2 separate regions of the Homo sapiens genome follow, and region 1 is linked to region 2. A link is an interaction called in ENCODE POLR2A ChIA-PET data of the cell type or tissue named here. Cell type or tissue: GM12878. All regions are shown on one strand. Each heading gives the region's core, and the rest is flanking DNA. Links, peaks and the distances in the headings are about the cores only. Region 1 overlaps ATM (ATM serine/threonine kinase). Region 2 has its middle 24 kb from the start of DDX10.

Region 1 (8,342 bases), core at 343-8,342, 350 kb before region 2:
CAGAGTCTTACTCTTTTGCCAAGACTGGAGTGCAGTGGCATGATCTCAGTTCACTGAAGCCTCTGTCTCCTGGGTTCAAGCAATTCTCCTGCCTCAGCCACCCAAGTAGCTGGGACTACAGCTGCGCACCACCACACCCAGCTAATTTTCATATTTTTAGTAGAGACGGGGTTTCACCATGTTGGCCAGGCTGGTCTTTAACTCTTGACCTCAGGTGATCTTCCCACCTCAGCCTCCCAAAGTGCTGGGATTACAGATGTAAGCCACCTTGCCAGACCATAATTTACTTTTGAATTATGTTTATTATTTACCAGTCTTCTCCAGTATACATTTTTCTCTCTTTTTTTTTTTTTGGCTGATGTATCTCTAATATATTTTGAGTATTCATTAAATGTTTGTCAAAAGAAGGAGTCAAGTAAGGAAGGATTTAAAAAGCTTCGTTTGTTTTATAATCATTTATATACATTTCCAAAATTTTTTGAAGCAACTTATATTAAAACATACATACAAATTTTTTAAGATAAAAAAGCTGTGGTCACCCCACATTTATGTATGTATTTATTTATTTTGGATATAAGTAAGGGATAAGTAACCAAACTTGGTCAATATTAGATAAACTTCAAGGGACCTTTTTTTTTTTTAGTTTCCTAGTTATCTATATTGAACCAAGAAATGGAACAGCAAGTTCCTTAGTTGCTTAGGTGGACCTATTCAGAACTGGTTGTAAGTCTGCAGTCTGAAGGGAAATGGTGAGCAGAGGACTCCTTTCCCAAAGACAGCTGGAACAGAAATAGGCACTCCAGAGGTTATGGAATTTGAGAGAGATACTCAGCCTCTAGCCACTCCCATTCAATCTCCCAGCTTAGTCTTCTGAGCATTCTTAATCTTACTATTCTTTTCTTAATGTATTCAAACCAAAAGACAGCAATTTTTAGAGCCTGAATAGGTTTTGGAGGGAAAAGTAATTACGTTCAACTTCGATTGAAACTCTTGCCTCAAGAATGAAGAACAGCAAAAATTAAATCACAGTTTCTTAGCTTTTTGGTTAAAGATGTAAGTTAAATTCTTGGCCGGGTGCGGTGGCTAACGCCTGTAATCCCAGCACTTTGGGAGGCCAAGGCGGGTGGATCACCTGAGATCAGGAGTTCAAGACCAACCTGGCCAACATGGTGAAACCCCATCTCTACTGGGTGTGGTGGTGTGTGCCTGTAATCCCAGCTGTTTGGGAAGCTGAGTCAGGAGAATCACTTGAACCCGGGAGGTGGAGGTTGCAGTGAGCCAAGATTGTACCACTGCATTCCAGCCTGGGCAACAGAGCAAGATTTCGTCTCAAAAAAAAAAAAAAAAAAAAAAAAAAGAATTGTATAAAACACACAAACAAAGCAAGGAAAGAATGAAGCAACAAAGCCAGAGATTTACTGAAAATGAAATTATACTCCACAGAGTGGGAGTGGGCCCTGAGCAAGTGGCTCAAGGGCCTGGTTACAGAATTTTCTGGGGTTTAAATACCCTTCAGAGGTTTTCCATTGGTTACTTGGTATACACCCTATGTAAATGAAGTAGTGGTCTGTAATCAGTCTGATTGGTTATAGGAGGGGACCAATCAGAGGTACTTTCAATTTCTTATCTGCCACAGTAAAAGGGAGGGGGTTGCAAAGGGAGTAGCCTCTTGTCCTTTTGTTACTTGAGCATGGAAAGTTGGGGTTTTCCTTTTGATTTCGTTCTAGGAGGTCAGCATGGATTGACCTTAGGTTCCCTGCCTCCAGACCTTATTGCCCTGCCTCATTTACGTTAGGTTTCTTTCTTGTCACCTTCTAAAATATTTTTTGTTATTAGGAAGTATGTTTTTGAACTTCCTTATGCATTAAGTAAATTAGCCATTTATCACTGTAATTCCTTATTTGGAAAGTTGTTATATTCACCCTTAAGACTTCACAATTCTCATTCATTTAACTAAAGTGCAACATAGCAGACTTATTCTTTATATTTAGAGAATTTGTGTCTTTTGTGAAGCTACCTGTCTATAGTGGGAAGTAGATTAATGAAAAGTCCAAATCTGTTGGGGAGGGTTTTATTCTACTATTGATGAAAGGGGATGTGGATCGCAGCTAGCCTTAGAATTTGGGATGGCACTCAAGTAGAAGTCTGGGAAGAAGTTACGCAGGGAACAAAGATGACATTGTTCGCAGTCCCTGGGAATTCTTAACAGTAAAGTTCTGTAATTGAGACAGAATTCCCAAATAAAGTCAAGAGTAAAATTCAGATAGAGGAGCAGTTATACATCAGTGGGAAATTTGGTTGGCAGAAAAATTACCAGGTCATACAACTTAATGATAGACCTGAAGTCTTATTTAAAATGATTCTCTAAAATTGAAGAATTGGATTAAGGGGGCCTTGTTTGGCTGATTTTCATACTTTTTCCTCTTAGTCTACAGGTTGGCTGCATAGAAGAAAAAGGTAGAGTTATTTATAATCTTGTAAATCTTGGACTTTGAGTCATCTATTTTCTTTTACAGTCATCGAATACTTTTGGAAATAAGGTAATATATGCCTTTTGAGCTGTCTTGACGTTCACAGATATAAAATATTAAATATATTTTAATTTTGTGCCCTTGCAGATTGATCACTTATTCATTAGTAATTTACCAGAGATTGTGGTGGAGTTATTGATGACGTTACATGAGCCAGCAAATTCTAGTGCCAGTCAGAGCACTGACCTCTGTGACTTTTCAGGGTATGTACATTTTAAACTTAGAGAACTAGCTCTAACTTCACAAGTTTTTAAAGAAGTTTATTGGTTGACACCTTCAATGTCTATTTCAATTTATAGACATCACTCTTTTTAAAAAATTTTCTTTAAAAATAGCCACCTTTGAATTGAGGTAATTACCTATCCTCTTTTACCATAGTCTCCCCACAGTAATTACTCTTTCTAAATTGACCACTTGGTTGGCCAACCCAATAACCTTTTCTTAGTCTTTCTGTAATATTTGAACATTGTGCCATCTGTTGGCCCTTGAAATTTTTTTCTTCATACACATTATTCCTAGTTCTCTTCTCTTTATCTAGGTCTTGCCTTTCTAGATCACCTTTTCTTTTTTTTTTTGAGATGGAGTCTCACTCTGTTGCCCTGGCTGGAGTGCAGTGGCATAATCTCGGCTCACTGCAACCTCTGTCTTCCAGGCTCAAGCTATCCTTCCTTCCACCTCAGCCTCTCGAGTAGCTGGGACGACAGATGCACATCACTGCGCCTGGCTAATTTTTTATATTTTTGGTAGAGACGGGGTTTCACTGTGTTGCCCAGGCTGGTCTTGAACTTCTGGCCTCGAATGATTCCCCCGTGTTGGCCAACCAAAGTGCTGGGTCTACAGGCATGAGCCGCCGTACCCAGCCTCACCTTTTCTTTATTGTGCGTTATTATCTGTACAATTTAATTTGGATGTGAATGTCTCTGAGTTGTATATGAACATCAGAGTTGTTTCCCTGGCTTGATTGTAAGCTACTTGAAAATATGCTTTACTTTTTTTTTTTTTTTTTTAATGTGCCCTACTGTGCTGGGCATATAAAATAGTAATAATATCTGAGAAAGTACTTTCACATATGTAATTTCATGCTGTCTAAATAAGTGTTGATTGCCATGTCTTAAAGTACTGCTTTTACAGTACTGGCATAGAGCTTTGATTCTGATCTGAAGTAATACTGAGGCTCATTTATTGAACTGCCTTTTAACTTTATAAGATTTTTTAAGAAAATCATTATAAGATCATTTAAGATTATTTAAGTTACTGAGGGTGAAAGGTATTTAGATAATCTGATTTATATATCTGGACTGTGATATGTCATTTGTGATTTTATTGAAAGTATAGTTTTTCAGTAGAAAAATGGTTTTTGAATTTGGGGGTTATTAAAATCTAAATTTTCATTTTGGAAGTTCACTGGTCTATGAACAAAACTTTTTAAAACGATGACTGTATTTTTTCCCTTAACTCTGTTAGGGATTTGGATCCTGCTCCTAATCCACCTCATTTTCCATCGCATGTGATTAAAGCAACATTTGCCTATATCAGCAATTGTCATAAAACCAAGTTAAAAAGCATTTTAGAAATTCTTTCCAAAAGCCCTGTAAGTATACATGATGAGTTTAATAATAGAACATTCCTTCTTTTTTAGCTAAAAAAACTTTGTAAATACATCTTAAAGAGGAAAAGTAAACAAATGAAAAATTTATCTCATAATTAAAAAGGAAAACATTCATTTACAAGTTTAAATGGTATTTTACTTGTCAGCATTAATTGAAATATGTTACATATGAGAACAGAATCTTGTGACACTTTAGTGATATATTAGCTCAGGGAATATATCTACTTTTTCATAGGAATATACTATTTAATTGTAGTTTACTTTCTGAAAATTAAATAAATTGGCAATAGTTTAAGATAGTAATTTTCTTAATGTAACATTTTGTACTTGATATCAAACCCAAATCTAAATTCTGTTATTTAGTTATTTTAAATATAAAATGTGTAGGTATTCAAATATTTGAAGAAAAAATATAAAGTGTATTTATTGTAGCCGAGTATCTAATTAAACAAGTTTTTACTAAATCTGTTTATTTTCTAGGATTCCTATCAGAAAATTCTTCTTGCCATATGTGAGCAAGCAGCTGAAACAAATAATGTTTATAAGAAGCACAGAATTCTTAAAATATATCACCTGTTTGTTAGTTTATTACTGAAAGATATAAAAAGTGGCTTAGGAGGAGCTTGGGCCTTTGTTCTTCGAGACGTTATTTATACTTTGATTCACTATATCAACCAAAGGTAAATAACATATTTAGACCAATATATAAGCAGTCTTTCTATCCTGTTCTTCCTGTTTTTTTGCTTTGTTTTGTTTTGTTTTGAGACAAAGACTCACTCTGTCCGCCCAGGCTGGGTGCAGTCACGGCTCACTGCATCCTCAACCTCCTGGGTTCAGATTATCCTTCCTCCTCACCCTGCCGGGTAGCTGGGGCTACAGGAGCATACCACCATGCCTGACTAATTTTTTGTGTTTTTTGTAGAGGTGGGGTTTCACCATATTGCCCAGGGTGGTCTCAAACTCCTGGGCTCAAGCGAACTGTCAGCCTCAGCCTCCCAGTGTGCTGGGATTACAGGCATGAGCTACTATGCCCAACCTATCCTGTTCTTTTAATTGAAAGTTTATATGCTTCTAAGAGGTAGATACCAGAATGTTGCTTTCTGAATTTTGCTTTTTAAGATGTCTATTATATTTACTTATTAGTTTTTAAAAATTGCGCTACTTGCCTGGGAAACATAGCAGACCTCGTTTCTACTAAAAATTTTTTAAAAAAGAAAATTAGGGCAAGGTGTGGTAGCTCACACCTATAATCCCAGCACTTTGGGAGGTTGAGGTAGGTAGATTGCTTGAGCCCAGGAGTTAGAGACCAGCCTGGGCAACATGATGTGAAAACCCATCTCTACAAAAATTTTTTAAAAAATAAGCCAGGGATTGTGGCATGCACCTGTAGTCTCACCTACTCCAGAGGCTGAGGTGGGAGGATGGCTTGCGCTCAGGAGGCAGAGGTTACAGGTTACAGTGAGCAAAGATTGTGCCACTACACTCCAGCCTGGGAGACAGAGCGAGACTCTTGTCTCAAAAAAAAAAAAAAAAAAAAAAAAAAAAAGAAAATTATCCAAGTATGATGATATGCGCCTGTAGTTCTAGCTACTTAGGAGGCTGAGGTAGGAGGATGGCTTGAGCTCAAGAGTTTGAGGCTGCCAGTGAGCCTTGATTGCACCACTGCATTCATGCCTGGGCAACAGAGTGAGACTTTCACTCAATTAAAAAAAAAAAAAAAAGCACTACTTCTCCAATTCTAGAAATCTTAAGAAGGATCTTCAACATTTTAATACTAATATTCTAGCTATTGATGGCCTCAAATAAATGTTACTATAGAATTGGGGTTGTTCGGCCGGGTGTAGTGGCTCACGCCTGTAATCCCAGCACTTTGGGAGGCTGAGGCGGGTGGATCACAAGGTCAGGAGATCGAGACCATCCTGGCTAACACAGTGAAACCCCGTGTCTACTAAAAATACAAAAAAATTAGCCAGGTGTGGTGGCAGGTGCCTGTAGTCCCAGCTACTCAGGAGGCTGAGGCAGGAAAATGGCCAGAACCAGGTAGGCAGATCTTGCAGTGAGTCTAATTCGCACCACTGCACTCCAGCCTGGGCGACAGAGCAAGACTCCGTCTCAAGAAAAGAAAGAAAAAACAAAAACAAAACAAGAATTGGGGTTGTTCAATTTAGCATCTCTGATCTTTTCCATTGATTTTAATGAGATTTCTATTTTTTAAGGTCTTTTTTATTGTGGTAAACTATATAACATAAAATTTTTTATTTTCGCCATTAAATGGCCAGTTCAGTAGCATCAATTACATTTCCATTGTTGTGCAACCATCACCACTGTCTATGTCCAAACTTTCATTATCTCAAACTGAACCTCTCTACTCATTCCACAATAACTCCACATTCCTCCTCCCCACTGGCCATTGAGAAACTAATCTATTTTCTGTCTCAATGAATTTGCCTATTGTAGATATTTTAATCTAGAGTTGTACAATATATGTCCTTTTGTGTCTTGCCTTGTGTGGTCACTGAAAACTTTGTACCTTAGCTTGTGTTTAGATAGTGTTTGATAGAGATTTCCTTGGATACCAAGAGTGTTGGGATGAGGAAGCATGAGAGGAGAAAACTTTTCCTAGTGTTTGCAGATTGGCTTTATGCTAGGATTCTTCTTCAACACTTAGCCATGCTTGCATTGCTTGGGATCAGCCCCAAATACAAGCTTAGGGTCTTCTCTGGTCTTTTCTGAGCAAGAGTCTTATCTTGAGCATGTGTGTGGCTTTCTGAATTCCCCCTAATTTGTGGGTGCTTTTGAATATACTAATTTCCCAAAGAAATACGCTCCCCAGCTACTCCTAGGCTTTAGGCAGCCTCTTGTATGTCTCAACAGTAATCTTTTGCCCTATGCACCTGCAGGTTGTTGGTCTGCCTTACAAAGTTTCAAGCAACACCCATATCTTTTGTAGCTGGTATGAAGTTAAACAAAACAGAGCTACGCACTTTACATCAGTCCTTGGTTCCAGACAGGTTAGAATAGACATATACAATAGTTTGCAACTAATCTACTTAGCTCCATGAACTACCATGAGCCAGTGTCTCACACCGAGGATATAGGCCACTGCTTTTGTGATTGTTGCCACGCTGGGGTAGGGGTGGGCAAGGACAAGTAAAGTTACCACAAAGCTTTCCTGCTGTTTTTCAGTTGGATTTTTCTTGATTCAATATTTTCCTGATTACTGTAAACCTTTGACTATTTTACAGAATTCTAACAAAATTAGTTCTGACAATTTTGCCTGTTTTTCAATGTTTCTATTAAAGGATGGAAGCTTAGAGCTGCCTATTCTGCATTTTGCTGATGTGACTTCTCTTTTTGGCTTATAAGCCATTAAAATATTTATGTCAAGGCATATAAGAATTAGAGATGCTGAACAAAAGGACTTCTGAATGAATTTATTTCAGAGTAATTTTCCAGAACTTACTGGTTGTTGTTGTTTTTTTTTCTCCCTATATTAGGCCTTCTTGTATCATGGATGTGTCATTACGTAGCTTCTCCCTTTGTTGTGACTTATTAAGTCAGGTTTGCCAGACAGCCGTGACTTACTGTAAGGATGCTCTAGAAAACCATCTTCATGTTATTGTTGGTACACTTATACCCCTTGTGTATGAGCAGGTGGAGGTTCAGAAACAGGTAATTTTCTGACTCATCTTCAAAATGGTATTTAAAATATATAAAGTATTGTTAGAAGGATTTGAGTGTTTTATGTTTATTTGGTATAATTGGTGATTTTATTGAGAATATTTTTTGTAAAATGATTGGAAAAATATTCTTAATGAATTAACCTTTGTAATCAATTACAGAGCACTTGGTACTTTTGATAGTTTTATCTACTGTGCTGAAGTAGAGAGGTAGTCAAAACTAGGGATAGCAGTTCGCAACGTTATGGTGGTATTTGAGTTACTACTTATATAAACTGTTTCATTAATATTGGCATTTTTTTTAACCTCAGTACCCATCTTGTAGTAGTACCTTACATAGTTATTGAATTATTTGAAAACACAGAAACTAAAAGCTGGGTATCTTAGACGTAATTAGAACATTTAATCTGATCTAGGTTAATAGATTTTATCATTTATTACAGTAAGTTTTGTTGGCTTACTTTAAAATTATTTCTCTCCTTATAATTTTTTCTTTTTAAATTATATTTAGGTATTGGACTT
Region 2 (8,343 bases), core at 114-8,113:
AGCCTCAAATAAGTCGATGTGTATTTGTAAGTATAATGATAAAAACTAGGTTAAGTCAAAAGATTCTCCACTTAACCTATCAATCTTTACATTGCTTCAAGGAAACCAGAATAGTTTTCCTAATTTTGAATGTTAGCATTGGTTATACAAATACAGGCATGAAACCAATAAAATTTCACTTAAACTCCACAAGCTTCTAATAACTCCTTCTTTACATTGAATAAACAAATTATATGTGCTGAAATCATAAGAAATCTTCAGGGAGCAAATTTATTGAGTGCCTCTTCTGCTTGGTAATGAGGATTATTTAGAAGTACAAAAGAAGGACTGGCTCAAGAAGTTTAGAATAATGATTTGAAACAAAGAAGAATATAAAAGAAGATAATGGGCATTATATAACCTCGACAGAATATCAAATGAATGCCAAGGTAATTTATCCACTTATACATAGTGATTTGGTAGACACTGAGACAAGTATTGGGAATAGAGTGGTGAAAAACTAGAATTCTCATCTTATAGATCCTACATTTTAGTCAAGAAGGTATAAAATAAACAAGCAGAAAATCTGTACTAAAGTTACTTTGAGATAATTATAGGTGTTCTAACTGCAAAGAGTAACCAGACAACGTTAGATGCATAGGTCAGAGAAGGCCACAGTAAGGAGGTGGTGAACTTTGGGCTGAGGTCTGTCTGATCAGAACAAGTCAGCCACGTGAAGATCGGGGGAGAAGGCAAGTTCAAAACTGCACTGGCGAGAACAAGCTTGGCGTGTTTGGAGAAATCCGAGTGTGGTGAAGTATTGTGAGCAGGGAGACTTAGGAGATCAGATGGGAGATGTAGCTAGGACCAGAATACGAAGATCTGGAAAGGTTTGGTAAAGAGTTTGGACTCTTATAAGTGCAATAGGAAGCCAGCTGGAGATTTCAAGCAGGAGAATGTCCTTATTCCATTTGTTTCCAAAAAACTGTGATGCTAAGAGTGTATGCAAGAGAAATGAAAACATATGCCCCCATAAAAACTTGTACATGAATGTTTATACCAGCATTATACCAGCATGTTTATGATGAATGCATAAACAAAACAGCATTATACCAGAATGTTTATGATGAATGCATAAACAAAACATGGTTTATCCATACAATGGCATATTGCTTGTCCGTAAAAAGAAATAAAGTACTGATACATGCTACAACATAGATGGACCTGAGAACATTAAGAGAAAGAAGCCAGTCACAAAAGGCTACATATTGTATAATTCCATTTACGTGAAATGTGCAGAATAGGCAAGTATATATATAAACAGAAAGTAGACTGAAATTTGCTTAGAGCTGGTGGGAATAGAGAGATTGGAGAGGGTGGTAGCTAAAGGGTATAATGCTTCTTTTTGATGCGATGAAAATGTTCTAAAATTGATTGTGGTGTTGGGTGCACAACTCTGTGAATATACTAAAAGCTATTAAATTACACACTTTTAAATGGTTGAATCTCAATAAAGCTGTGGCCCAAAAAAGATTGTGATAAACCCTATAGAAATCCTGAAACTTTCTTCCTGGGTTGACCAAGAGAAGTTTAATAGAGAAGTCATCATTTGAGTTCGCAGTAAAGTATGTGAGAAAATTAGGGGAGAAAAATCTTGCATTTGTAAAATGCATGATTAATTGTCAAGTAATTTTCCAATCTATTTTCCAAGGGACATTATTTTTGTTCTGCAATAAAGATGCTATTAATGGTCACGTAAATTTGAGAAATAGTCATATTTCTTTCTTGGAGATTCACAATGAACTTTATCAGCCTACTAAAAAGTTCTGAGTAATTCTGCAGCTTCTGAGGCTCAGAATAAAAGTGTCTGCTCAAAAGAATTTGAGGCTAAATCACTGGACAAAGTTCTCTCTCATCTCAGCATTAAGGTGACAGGAAGACAGAGCACTTTTTGGAAATGGAAAAGGAAGATACAGTCAAGGAAGACCTGGAATAACACCACAAATGTCTAAACTTATCAAAAAGACAGGAGTATCTCAATTGCTGTGCTCTGAGGGCAGAGATGGAAATCACAAACGTGCCAATATAGGAGCAGAATGAAAGGTCGAAAGAGATTTCCAACTGAATTTAACCCCATAGGGCTTTGGCATCCTAGTAAAACTTGAAACACAGACTTTGTGAATGCTTCTTCTCTCAGATACTTCTGAGTCTCTGCTCTGGTCTTTGCCTGGCAGCAGAACTCTGGGTCTAGGCTGCACTGACAGCTGGGCACTCAGAACCAAAGTGAGGCATGTGAGAAACTTTGGATTGCATTAATTGAAAATCAGAGTTGCTGTGGGAACTCCCAACTCTACTTAGGAATGATATTCGTGTAGTTTTTACTCAACAAATATTTATGGAGCACTTGCTGTGTGCCAGGTGCTGTTCTAGGTACGGGTATACAGCAGGGAGCAAAACAGAAAAAAATTCCCTGCCCTCATATGACCAATATTCTAGTGCAATGGACAAAAATAAGAGGAAATATACATGGTAAAAGGCCTTTGTGGAAAGATAATTTTGTCTTTTTTTGAGATGGGGTCTTGCTCTGTTGCCCGGCTGGAGTGCAACAATGCAGTCATAGCTCACTGCAGCCTCAACTTTCTGGGCTCAAGCAATCCTTCTGACTCAGCCTCCTGAGGAGCTGGGACTACAGGCATGCACCACCACACCTAGCTAATTTTTTATTTTTTGTGGAGATGGGGTCTCACTATGTTGCTCTGGCTAAGAAAAGGGGATTTTTGATAAAAGACTTAAAGGAAGTAAGGAAGCCAGCTTCAGAAGGAATAGTAGATGTAAAGACCCTAATGTTGAAAACATGCCTGGTGTGTTCAAGGAAGAGCAAGGAGGCTGGTATAACCAGAGCTCAGAGAGTAGGGGGAAAGTAGTAAAAAATGAGGTCAAAGAGAACACAGGAAGTCAGATCATGGGGTTCTTACAGGTCATAATAAGGACCTCACTTTTTACTCTGAATGGGACCGTAAGCCATGGAGAGTTTTGAGCAGGGGAGTGACATGATTAGACTCAGATTTTAACAGGATCACTCTACCTGCTGTGTGAAGAGACAGGAGGTAACAATGATAGAAATTAGGAGAACAGTAAGAGGCTAATGCAATGATGTGAGAGAAGGAAGAGAAAGGTGGGTGGGACCAGGTTAGTGGTAGTGGCAGTAATAAAAAGTTACTGAATTCTGAAGATATCTCAACAATGGCCCGGTTGTTTAAAAAAAACTGAATTCTGAAGATATTTTGAAGGTTGAGCTAACACAATTTATAAATGGAGTGAGGATGTCCATTTAAGAGTGACACTAAGTTTTAACCTGAGAAACTCAAAGGATTGAATTGTAATAAGCTGAGCTGGAGCAGATTGAGAGGAATGGTTTGAAGGAGTGAACTTATCAGGGCTTAAGGCTAAGCTGGACATGTTAAGCTTGAAGTTTTAGCCATCCAAGTGGAGTTGTCAAACAGGTAGTTGGATACACAGGGCTAGAAGCTAGAAAAGAGGTTTGTGCTAGAGATATAAATTTGGGTTTCCTCACTTTCGAGATGGTATTTAAAACCATGCAACCAAGAGACTTCATCTAGGAAGTGAGTTGGGGCTCAAAAACTGATACCCCAAATATGGCATTCTGACATACAGAACTGAAGAAGACTCAAGGCCTCTCTCAAAGAAGTTGAAATTCCTTTATCTGCCTAACATCCAGAATCAACAAGAACAATGATTATTTTTTCTTCCCCTCCTTCATATCTCTCATTATCTATCACAGAAAAGAAGACCAAGAATGTAACCACACCTAAACAGACCCTTTCACAAGATAATGTCTGTTTCTCAGACTCATTCAAATTCCAAAGAGACATTATTTACCAGCTAATCTCTGTTTCACATCCATTCATTCTCCCTAGTAATAATTTATTTCTCCTCAACAGAATTTCTCTTCTTCCCCCACCCCATAACCTGTTTTACCAGGATCCAAGCCCTGATTCTTTCTGCAACCTCAAGATGGTATTGTCGATGTAAAAGGAAGAAGCTGAAGCAAAATTAATATAAGTAGAGAGTTTATTTGGGCCAAGGTTGAAGATTGCAACCAGGATCATAGATTCCAGTTGCCCTGAATATACACTCTAGCAGTGTATAATTTATAGAGCAGTTACAAGGCAATTTTTAAAGGCAAAAAATGGGGACAGGGAGTGAGCTGGTGCAAAGTTGTTTGTCAGGAATTCTCACTGGTTTTCAGAAATAATATTGATTAGTGATTGGCTATACATGGTTAAGCTGTAGGGTGTGGGTTATATTATAGCGCCTGGTGTGGCATTGTTAGGTTCATTTATAGCTATTTGTGGCAATAGCAAGCAGTTTCAAGAGATGAATACAGAGAGCTCATATGGGGGAGTAGGGTGTGATTTCTGTCTCATTTAATGCTTCTCTGGGCCTAATAATTTGAAAGAGCTCACATTCATTCTTCTTATGAAAGTTATTTTCTTTCCTCAGTGTATAAGCTTCTGCAGCTGACAGGGAGGTTGGGTCTTCATTCTGAAAGCTCTTATGCATACACATTAAATAAATTTGTATGCTTCTTTTTCTATTATTCTGCCTTATGTCAGGAATTTTCAGTGAAACTTTGGAGGGCAAAATGAAAGTGTTCCTTGGCCCCTACAAAAGAAAGAAAGATCTAAAAACTTGGATCTCTCCAAAATTTAGGGGTCAGACCTGAGAGGGAACCAGAAAAGGAAACTCAGGAGTGGCAAGACAGATTAAAAAAAAAAAAAAAAGAAATCCAACAACTGTGGTGTCCTGGAGCCAAATGAAAAGAGTGGAGGAGAAGAGAGAAAGCAACTGTGTCAAATAGTGCTGCTGGGATTGACACCTGGATTTGGCATTAAAGTAACCTTGATAGAACAACGTAGGTGGATTGGTGAAGCAAAAACCTGATTAGAGTGGATTCAAAGCTAACAGGAAGAGATATTAAAGACACCAAGTACAGACTGAACTTTCAAGGATGTTTTCTGTAGAGATGTAAACCAAAAATAAAATTCTAAGCCTCCCCAACCAAACAAATGGACCCCTCCTCTCAGTCAAGGGCATTCCAAAGTTAACCTAAAAAGCTAGTTCAGGCCATGATGGGAAGTGGGGGTTGGACATGCCTCATTATACCCTCCTCCCTTTGGAATTCAGGCACAGGTGACCAGCATTAACATTATAACAGAGCTCTTAAGAATGACAAAATAGACTTTTTGTAGAAATAAGGCACCAAATTCCAGCCTGACTCTAGTATAGCATCATGTGACAGACAGCAGGCCCTGAAGAAATTGAATCATTGGCCTGGCACGGTGGCCCATGCCTGTAATCCCAGCACTTTGGGAGGCTGAGGCAGGCAGACCACTTGAGGTCAGGAGTTCAAGACCAGCCTGGGCAAGATGGTGAAACCCTGCCTCTACCCAAAAATACAAAAATTAGCCAGGTGCAGTGGTGCATGCCTGTAATTCCAGCTACTTGGGAGGCTGAGGCATGAGAATCGCTTGAACCCCAGAGGCAGAGGTTGCAATGAGCAGAGATGGTGCCACTGCACTCCAGCCTGGGTGACAGAGTGAGACGCTGTATATATATAAAAAACAAACAAACAAACAAAAAAAAACAGAAAGAAAGAAAGAAGAAAGAAAGAAAAAAGAAAAAAAATTTAAATAAATAAAAAAATTAAAAAAAATTGAAGCACTTTACCCCAAAATGAAAAACTCTACACTCTGTAGAGAAACTCCATTCCTTTCCAGGTCTTTTCCCTGATCCAGGAGAGAACTAAGGGTCTGGCACCTTTTTAGATCTGATAAGAGCTCTGAAGCCTGCTACCTAGAGGCCTCATCTGCATGATAAAACCTTGGTCTCCAAAATCCTTTATCTTAACCCAGAAGTTCTTTTCTATTGATTCCAGGTCTTTAGAGAATAACTCCTTTAACCAATTGGCAATCAGAAAATCTTTAAATCCACCTATGAATGACCAGGAACCCCTACCCCCTTCAAGTTGTCTTGCCTTTCTGGACTAAACCAATGTACATCTTACATGTATTGATTGATGTCTTATCACTCCCTAAAATGTATAAAATCAAGCTGTAGCCATACTACCCCTGGGTACATGTTCTCAGGATCTCCTGGAGCTGTGTCACAGGCCATTGGTCACTCATATTTGGCTCAGAATAAATCTTATCAAATATTTCAGAGTTTGACTCTTCATGTTGACAGAGAGGAGAGAGATGGCATAATAGCTCATCAAGAGAAGTTTTTGTTTCTGGTTTTTTTTTTCTATTAAAAAAAGTGCTGGGCATGCCGGCTTACACCTGTAATCCTAGCACTTTGGGAGGCCCAGGTGGGTGGATCACTTGAGCCCAGGAGTTTGAGACCAGCCAGGATAACACGGCAAACCTCGCCTCTTCTGAAAATACAAAAATTTGACAGGTGTAGTGATGCACGCCTGTGGTCCCAGCTACTTGGGAGGCTGAGGTGGGTGGATTGGTTGAGCCTAAGAGGTGGAGATTGCGGTGAGTCGAGATGGTGCCACTGTACTCCAGCCTGGACGATAGAACGAGACCTTGTCTCAAAAAATAAAAGAAAATAATAAAATAAAATTGGGACGAGGAGAGAAAGTGCACAATTGCTGGGCTGCATTGAGATCCTTGAGTAGCCTAGAGGGGATGGCATCTGAAGCATTCATTTTAGGGCTGTCCTAGGATAGAATTGTGTTCAATTCATCCATAGGAACCTGTGTAAAACAAAATTGGAAAAGAGTGGTCTTTGGGATTTTGATTTAATTTTAAGAATGTGGGGCTTTACTATCTTGCACATTAGTTAAAAGGATGAAGGAGATTCATTGTTTGTATTTTCTGGAAACAGAGTCTTGCTCTGTCACCCAGGTGGGAGTGTAGTGGCACAATCTCAGATCACTGCAACCTCTGCCTCCTGGTTTCAAGCAATTCTTGTGCCTCAGCCTCCCGAGTAGCTGGGATTACAGGCATGCACCACCATGACCAGCTAATTTTTCTATTTTTAGTAGAGATGGGGTTTTGCCACATTGGCCAGGCTTCTCCTGAACTCATGTCCTCAAGTGATTTGCCTGCCTTAGCCTCCCAAAGTGCTGGGATTACAGTGTGAGCCACTGTACCCCCAGCCATTATTTGTACTTAAATGTCACACTGGGAATTTGATAATGAAAGGGAATTTGTATTGTTGCAATTTTAGGTTTTTAAATATTGTTGACTTTTTCTTATTTGGAATCATGCTGCTAGGCTCATTGTATACCCATTGTTGTTGAGCTCTAGTTAAGGACTATATGTCCTAATATTTTTCTCAGGACAGTCCTAGTTTATGGTTTATGTGTCAGAGTAATTATTGATAGCTCTCCCTTCCACTCTCAAAAGTGTGCCAGTTTGTTTTATAAATGCCAAAGTCCAAACTCTAGGTGAGGTGGTAGGAAAAAGATCAGGGAGCAATATTTTGCCTAAGACATAGTATGGCCATGACCCATTTCAGAGGTTTTTTCAAAGCATAAGATGAATAGCCCACCAGAGGTCCCACGAGAAAATTCAAAGGACAAGATGTCATTGTATCTGATTATAACTGTAGGTCCTTTACCTACAGGGTCCTTTACCTACAGGGTCCTTTACCTACTGGCACCAAGATACCAGGTTGCAGCAGAGAAAGAGGTGTAATCATAGGGCCTTTGAAGAGGAAATGGGAGAAACCTCAAATCTGTCTCCCTGAGGAGTTTGGGGATAGAGTTTTTAAGGGTTTTGGAGTGGGCCAAAGCATGGAGATTGTTGATCAGTTGAAAAGTGCAGAGTGAAGTCAAGGGACAGGGAGATAAGGAAACTGTTTTCTCATGCTGATTTGGTTCCTCTGTGGGGGTCTTTAAACTGGTTGGCATCAGCTGTTTCCCTGGGATTTGGGATCTAAAAAACACCTTAAGCAATTCATAAGCAAAAGCCATATGATTCTAACATCAGAGATCCTAACTGTAGGAACAGTGGGAATGCAAATGGTCAGTATCTAATGTTACTTTCAGTTACAAGGAAGAGGGCAAAGCGCAGCCTGATTAACTATAGCTGCTTAATTATAACTATATTTCTGTCCAGAATTCTTGTTAACCCTGTGAGGACAGCTTGATAATTACAGAGATTTGTAGTACACATACACATAGGGTGACTCTGAGGGTAGTGGCTGATGTAGGGACAATGGTTTCTTTTTTAACAGCTTTATTGAGATATAATTCACATACCAAACAATTTACACATTTAAAATGTACAGTTTGGCCAGGCACTGTGGCTCACACCTGTAATCCCAACA

The links. ChIA-PET counts read pairs that join two places held together with the same protein. Peaks named below come from ENCODE experiments on the same cell type or tissue, not always from the same donor. Only the 100,000 strongest peaks of a DNase experiment are listed, where the experiment ranks them.
Region 1: POLR2A ChIA-PET joins it to region 2 with 6 read pairs; 3 of 35 experiments call an interaction of 5 or more read pairs at or near these places.

Annotation. Positions count from the first base shown.
Region 1 is chr11:108,284,982-108,293,323 of GRCh38, forward strand. ATM (ATM serine/threonine kinase) reads left to right here. Exons shown (of 63, transcript NM_000051.4): 27 at 2,619-2,734; 28 at 3,996-4,122; 29 at 4,621-4,820; 30 at 7,638-7,812; 31 at 8,332-8,342. Among named protein-coding and RNA genes, the nearest start is that of ATM, 66 kb to the left of the region's middle. In GM12878, for the core only: no CTCF peak of the experiment used is centred there; a DNase peak (open chromatin) is centred at 4,950.
Region 2 is chr11:108,636,726-108,645,068 of GRCh38, forward strand. No RefSeq gene overlaps it. Among named protein-coding and RNA genes, the nearest start is that of DDX10, 24 kb to the right of the region's middle. In GM12878, for the core only: no CTCF peak of the experiment used is centred there; no DNase peak of the experiment used is centred there.